2 separate regions of the Homo sapiens genome follow, and region 2 is linked to region 1. The links are chromatin loops, found by intact Hi-C in ENCODE. Cell type or tissue: B cell. All regions are shown on one strand. Each heading gives the region's core, and the rest is flanking DNA. Links, peaks and the distances in the headings are about the cores only. Region 1 has its middle 17 kb from the start of LINC02324. Region 2 has its middle 16 kb from the start of MIR4708.

Region 1 (2,913 bases), core at 92-2,591:
CAGTGGCGTGCTAGGGCCAGCTTATACTGGCTCCAGAGAGGCAATTGTTAAACACTCAGAATTTTAACAGCAGGTTGGTGTCTTGAAATCGGCCACTGTTGGAAGTATTTACACCAAGGAAATTGGCAAATGTTATGAACTAGGGCATTTGGGGTGGGAGAAAAGAGCCACTTTACCAGCATACTCCTGCCTTTAGCCCAACTCAGCATTTCCTCCACCCACAAACTCTCAGTTTTGTTTGGTCTATTTCCCTCACTTACGCTTTAGTAGAGGCCGTATAGTGCAGTTAAGAGGAGGGGCTATAGGGCCATACTATCCTTGTGCAAGTCTATACACTAGCAATGGGACCCTGAGCACACTGCTTAATATCTCTATGATTCCTTGTTCCCATCCCTATGACTAGAGCTGTTCATTGCACCTTCTCATAGGATTTTCATGGGGTTAAATGAGTTAATACATTCAAAGGACCTAGAGCAGTGCCTGGAGAAAAAGGAGCTCCACAAGTATTAGCTATCATCATTCTAAAACTGAAATTTCAGTTAGTTCTCTTATTTTACTTTTGTGGTTAGAAGATGCAAATATCTACTCACCAGTTTAAACCCTGCACTGCTTGCTGAATATAAATATCCCCAATGCCTCACTTTTGGGTGAGTAATACCAGGTCAACTCACGCCTTCTTCCTCTCAAAAAAAAAAAAAAAGGAATAGCAGTGATACATGGTAAAAAGCCTACTCATACTATGATTCCAAAATGTGGGTATTGGTTTTGCATCTCATTTCCAGAATTAGAAAAAGTCTCCTCTGTATTTAGTTTTTATAAGTTCTCCTTTTTTTTTTTCCCATTTCAGTTTTAAGATGCGCTGTATTTTTCTTATTTTCAGGGTCCCGAAATCAGGATGGGTGTTTCAGTTGATGCATGCGTTTGATGTGGTTGTGTTTCTTTTCCTCCGCCTAAAAGCAGTTATTAAAATGATGGCGTTTGCAGATCTAGATTTGAAAGAAAAGAATAATGGTGCATCTTGCAATCAATAGTGTTTTAGAATCCAGGAAACACAGTAATAATACTCAACGAAAAAGTCAGTTCTAGGATGCCAGCTTCCGCATCCAGTGTCTTGTCCCCAGGAGCACGATGTTCCAAGGGTGGGGCTGTGTCCTGTTGTGCCTGCTGCAGCCATGCTTTCTTTCCTTTAGGATCAGTGTTGGTGGGGGCTTGGCCCAGGATTGGATGGTATCTTGTTTTGTTTTTTTGAGATAGAGTTTCACTCTCTCGCCCGGGCTGGAGTGCAGTGATCGCAGCCCACTACAGCCTCGAATTCCTGGGCTCAAGTGCCCTCCTGCCATGGCCTCCCAGTTCTGGGACTACAGGCATTAGCCCCTGTACCCAGCCATGGATGTTTTTTAAGTGTGCAAAGATTCCTCCTCATTCTTCAATTAAAAGCATAGTGAACCATCTGCTGGGCTGGGATTGGACTATGAGAGAGAAAAGCACTAAGACAAGCTGAAAACACAGGTGAAAGTAGCAAGCAGGCTCCCAAATAAAGAGCAGGCCCAGCTCTGCCAGTCAGCACGCGCACACACACACACACACACACACACACACACACACACGTTATGTTTTTGAGTCACGCCCCTTCCTTGTTCCACATGATTGGTCTACACTTCACACTTCCCCTATAATCTCAGTTTCTTTCACCTGGTTTCTTGCCCAAACAGCTTGTTGGGTTTAAGAAGGAGAAATCTATAAAAGAATTGAAGTCTCTTCAGGGAAGGGCCTAGCAGAGCAATTCTGGCTGTGGCAACTCCCCTGGGGTGGCTCCTCCCTAGCCATCTCCTGAGCACACAAGCAAGGACCCTTTCCTCTCAGCTGTCACTCTGGACATGTGTAATGATCCCAATACAGGAGACTCTGAGCCGCAGCCCCTAGGCCCACCTTACGTGTGAGAACTCTCCTGTGTGAGGCCGAGGCAAAGCTGCACGGGATCCTGAGAGAGCAGCAGCCAGAGCAGAAGCTGCAGGAGAGACTGGCACATGGAAGCCAGCCTGTCTCCACAGCCCATGTTCTTGTTTTGTTCTAACTCTACGTGCTTTGGTCGGTTTCCCCTACAACACAGCAGCAGCAGGTGGGCGCACAATGCAGGGACCGGCCCACCCTGACATGGCTGTGTTTGGCAGCCCTGCACACCCCCTTTTCTTTTTTTGCAGGAGTCAGGAGACTGGGGTGGAAGAGGTGGAGACCCAGTCATATCAGGCAAGGGAGGTCTGCACTGCGCTGCAGCCAGAAGGCTAACAGATCACATCCCCACTGTCCCTTCCCAGCTCTGCTCTCCTGCTCTGTGGAGCAGGCCTGGCTGGATACCCCACATGCTACTGCTCTGCATCCACCCCACCCCCACATTCACACTGAAGCCACAGTCCCCAGGCTTACTCCCAGCCAGTGCTGAGCAGGGGTGCAGGGGGTGGGCACTAAGCAGGCCATTTCTGCAAGATCCAGGACTCCTCCAAAGGGCAGCTTTGGCCCAGAGACTCCTCCTCCACCCAGCTGAACCTTTCTCAGAGCCGGGCTGCAGCCTAAGTCTCCCTACCTGTGCAGTAAAGAATTGAACCTTGCCCCTCAAAGAGGTCTAGTCTTTACCCTTGGCCCCCGGGAGGTCATCTTTGTTTGCCTGGGGGTCTTAGGCTGGCCAGATAGTAACAGTGTGACTTAGGGTGGGGAGTAGCCACACCAGAAAAGCCAACATTATGATTTGCATGGGGCTTGGGGTCACCAAGGTACCAACCAGGGCTCGAGTAAGCTTCCCTGCAGGGCACCCTTCAGATCCCCATCTCCTCACAGATACCTTGTTTATAAACCTCCACTAGCAGGATTCTGGAATTAAACACAGTAGCAGTTGATTGGCCCTTTGCAAATGAATTG
Region 2 (2,913 bases), core at 215-2,714, 150 kb before region 1:
ACTCAATTTAAGGGCATCCTTTTTTTTTTTTTCCAGGCTAGGACACTAACAGATGAAACCTTTAGAACATTTTGCCCTTATTACTATTTCTAAGTTAATATGGGGAAATTTTACTTGACTTTGCCCTCTCCTAACTTTTTGCACATAAAATTTTATTTTCTCTTTTTATTTTTCTTTGAGACAGGGTATACTCAGACTGGAGTGTAGCAGTGAATTCCTGGGCTTAAGCAATCCTCCTGCCTCAGCTTCCCAAGTAGCTGGGACATAACATCTAACATTCCCAAGTAGCTACTAGTGCATAACATCTAAAAAAAAATTTTTTTTTAATTTTAAAAATTAAAATTTTTTTTTGTAGAGATGGGGTCTTGGTATGTTGTCCAGGCTGGTCTCAAACTCCTGGCCTCAAGCCTTCATTCTGCCTTGGCCTCCCAAAGTGCTGGGATCATGGGTGTGAGCCACCGGGCTTGGGCTTATTTTCTCCTGGTATTGCTAGTTTTTTTTTTTTTTTTTTAGACGGAGTCTTGCTCTGTCCCCAAGGCTGGAGTGCAGTGGCGTGATCTCGGCTCACTGCAACCTCTGTCTCCCAGGTTCAAGCAGTTCTCTGCCTCAACCTCCCAAATAGCTGGGGTTACAGGCACCTGCCACCACACCTGGCTAATTTTTGTATTTTTAGTAGAGACAGAGTTTCACCATCTTGGTCAGGCCGGTCTTGAACTCCTGACCTCGTGATCCACCTGCCTTGGCTTCCCAAAGTGCTGGGATTACAGGCATGAGCCACCACGCCTGGCTAAAGTAGTTTTTTAAAATTTAAAATGTATACAATAATTTTTTGTTTTCTAAAAAGCAAGATCCTTACTGTAATTGCTTTCAGGAGATAATTTTAGATAATGTATTAGTTCGTTCCTTGTTGATTATAATAGAATATGTGGAACTGGGTCATTTATAAAGAAGAGTAATTTATGTCTTACAGTTATGACGGCTGGGAAGTCCAGGATTGAGGGGCTGCAACTGTGAGGGGACTCTTGCTGGTGAGGACTTTCTGTAGAGTCCCAAGGCCACACTGGGAATCACATGGTGAGGGGCTGAGTGAGCTCACATGCTTGCTTAGGTCTCTCTTCCTCTTCTTAAAAAGCCACTAGTTCCACTCTCATGATTACCTGCTAGTCTATTAGCCCATTAATCCATTAACCTATAAATGGATTAATCATAAGGGTTGAAACCTTTTGATCCAATCACCTCTTAAAGATTCAATACGGTCACATTTTGAGATTAAGTTTCTAACACATGAAATTTGGGGGACACATTCAAACCATAGTAGATAAATAAGGAAAAAAAAGTCTTGCAAATTTTGCATTTTAAACCAGCACTAACAGGTGTTTCCGACGCATGCTACGGCTTAAGAAGCACTGCAAAAGTCAGCTCTTCAAGCTTCTCACAGGCAGCTGTCCTAAGACATCAGCATCCCCTTCCCTCCATTAGAGCCTACACCAATGAGTTTGAGATAAAGCAATTTTATATAAAAACAGCCTAGTATCTCTATATTGGAAAGTCTGTCCTTAACACCAGGTTTTGAAGTCCAGGAAAGCTGTGTACGTTATTTAACTTAAAAAGTTAAATATGGGCCAGGCACAGTGGCTCACACCTGTAATCCCAGCACTTTTGGAGGCCGAGGCGGGTGGATCACCTGAAGTCGGAAGTTCAAGACCAGCCTGACCAACATGGCAAAACCCTGCCTCTACTAAAAATACAAAAATTAGCCAGGCGTGGTGGCGCATGCCTGTAATCCCAGCTACTCAGGAGACTGAGGCAGGAGACTTACTTGAACCCGAGAAGTGGAGGTTGCAGTGAGCAAAGATCGCGCCACTGCACCTAGCCTGGGTGACAGAGTGAGACTCTGTCTCAAGAGAAAAAAAGTTACATATGTATATCTATCTATATATTTAAATCACATATATATATGTGTGTGTGTGTGTATGTGTATGTGTGTGTATGTGTATATATATATATATATATATAACTTTAGGCCGTGCATCGTGGCTCATCTCTGTAATCCCAGCACTTTGGGAGGCCGAGGCGGGTGGATCACGAGGTCAGGAGATGGATTCCATCCTGGCTAACATGGTGAAACCCCGTCTCTACTAAAAAATACAAAAAATTAGCTGGGCGTAGTGGGGGCGCCTATAATCCCAGCTACTTGGGAGGCTGAGGCAGGAGAATGGCGTGAACCCGGGAGGCGGAGCTTATAGTGAGCCAAAACCGCGCCACTGCACTCCAGCCTGGGCGATAGAGCGAGACTCCGTCTCAAAAAAAAAAAAAAAAAAGAAAAACTTTAAAAGTTTTATACTCAAGGCTTTTCCTAGAATATACATTCCTCCATATTCCCTATTTTAAAAATTACCTCTTTGTCTCTCAAGCTCAACAACTTTTCTGTGAATCTCTTGATCCTTGCACATCTGGCATGAAAATATCCCAAGTTATCTGCATTGGCAGATGGAGCTGTGCTGAACAGAAGCTTTATCCTGGATTCGGTCCTCTCTCCCAGCACAAGCACCTGACTCAACTTCCGAAGTGTGGAGAACGTTATGGAACTTCATCTTGCCCTAGTTTACCTCCTCCGACTTCCAGTCCTACCCACTTATACTTCTTCCTGGTCCAAATGGATTATCCCCCTAATTTTTCCCCTTAAAGATATCAATAGAAGATTGATTATCCACACTGTATGCTCATTATTGTCCTGCGTTGCTCCTTAGAAGCTGTTGCTAAGTAATGCTAAGTACTAAGCCAGGTTCCTGTGGTCTGCTCCCGCACCCTAGAAGGGTCTTACGTGAATTGGGCTGGGATGAGTTCCAGCACATGGGAACTATAGGAAAATCTGAAACAGAGGCAAAAAGTGACCTTAGGAATGAAGTCTCC

The links. A loop is a pair of places that touch in the nucleus more often than their neighbours do. Peaks named below come from ENCODE experiments on the same cell type or tissue, not always from the same donor. Only the 100,000 strongest peaks of a DNase experiment are listed, where the experiment ranks them.
Region 2: it touches region 1 in a loop (3-fold over the local background); 2 of 110 quality-filtered maps call a loop at or near these places.

Annotation. Positions count from the first base shown.
Region 1 is chr14:65,204,291-65,207,203 of GRCh38, reverse strand. No RefSeq gene overlaps it. Among named protein-coding and RNA genes, the nearest start is that of LINC02324, 17 kb to the left of the region's middle. RefSeq lists an enhancer at 2,063-2,172. In B cell, for the core only: no CTCF peak of the experiment used is centred there; DNase peaks (open chromatin) are centred at 463, 1,623 and 2,499; H3K4me3 peaks cover 2,136 bases; H3K27ac peaks cover 2,500 bases.
Region 2 is chr14:65,350,170-65,353,082 of GRCh38, reverse strand. No RefSeq gene overlaps it. Among named protein-coding and RNA genes, the nearest start is that of MIR4708, 16 kb to the right of the region's middle. In B cell, for the core only: no CTCF peak of the experiment used is centred there; DNase peaks (open chromatin) are centred at 1,212 and 1,362; H3K4me3 peaks cover 667 bases; H3K27ac peaks cover 1,682 bases.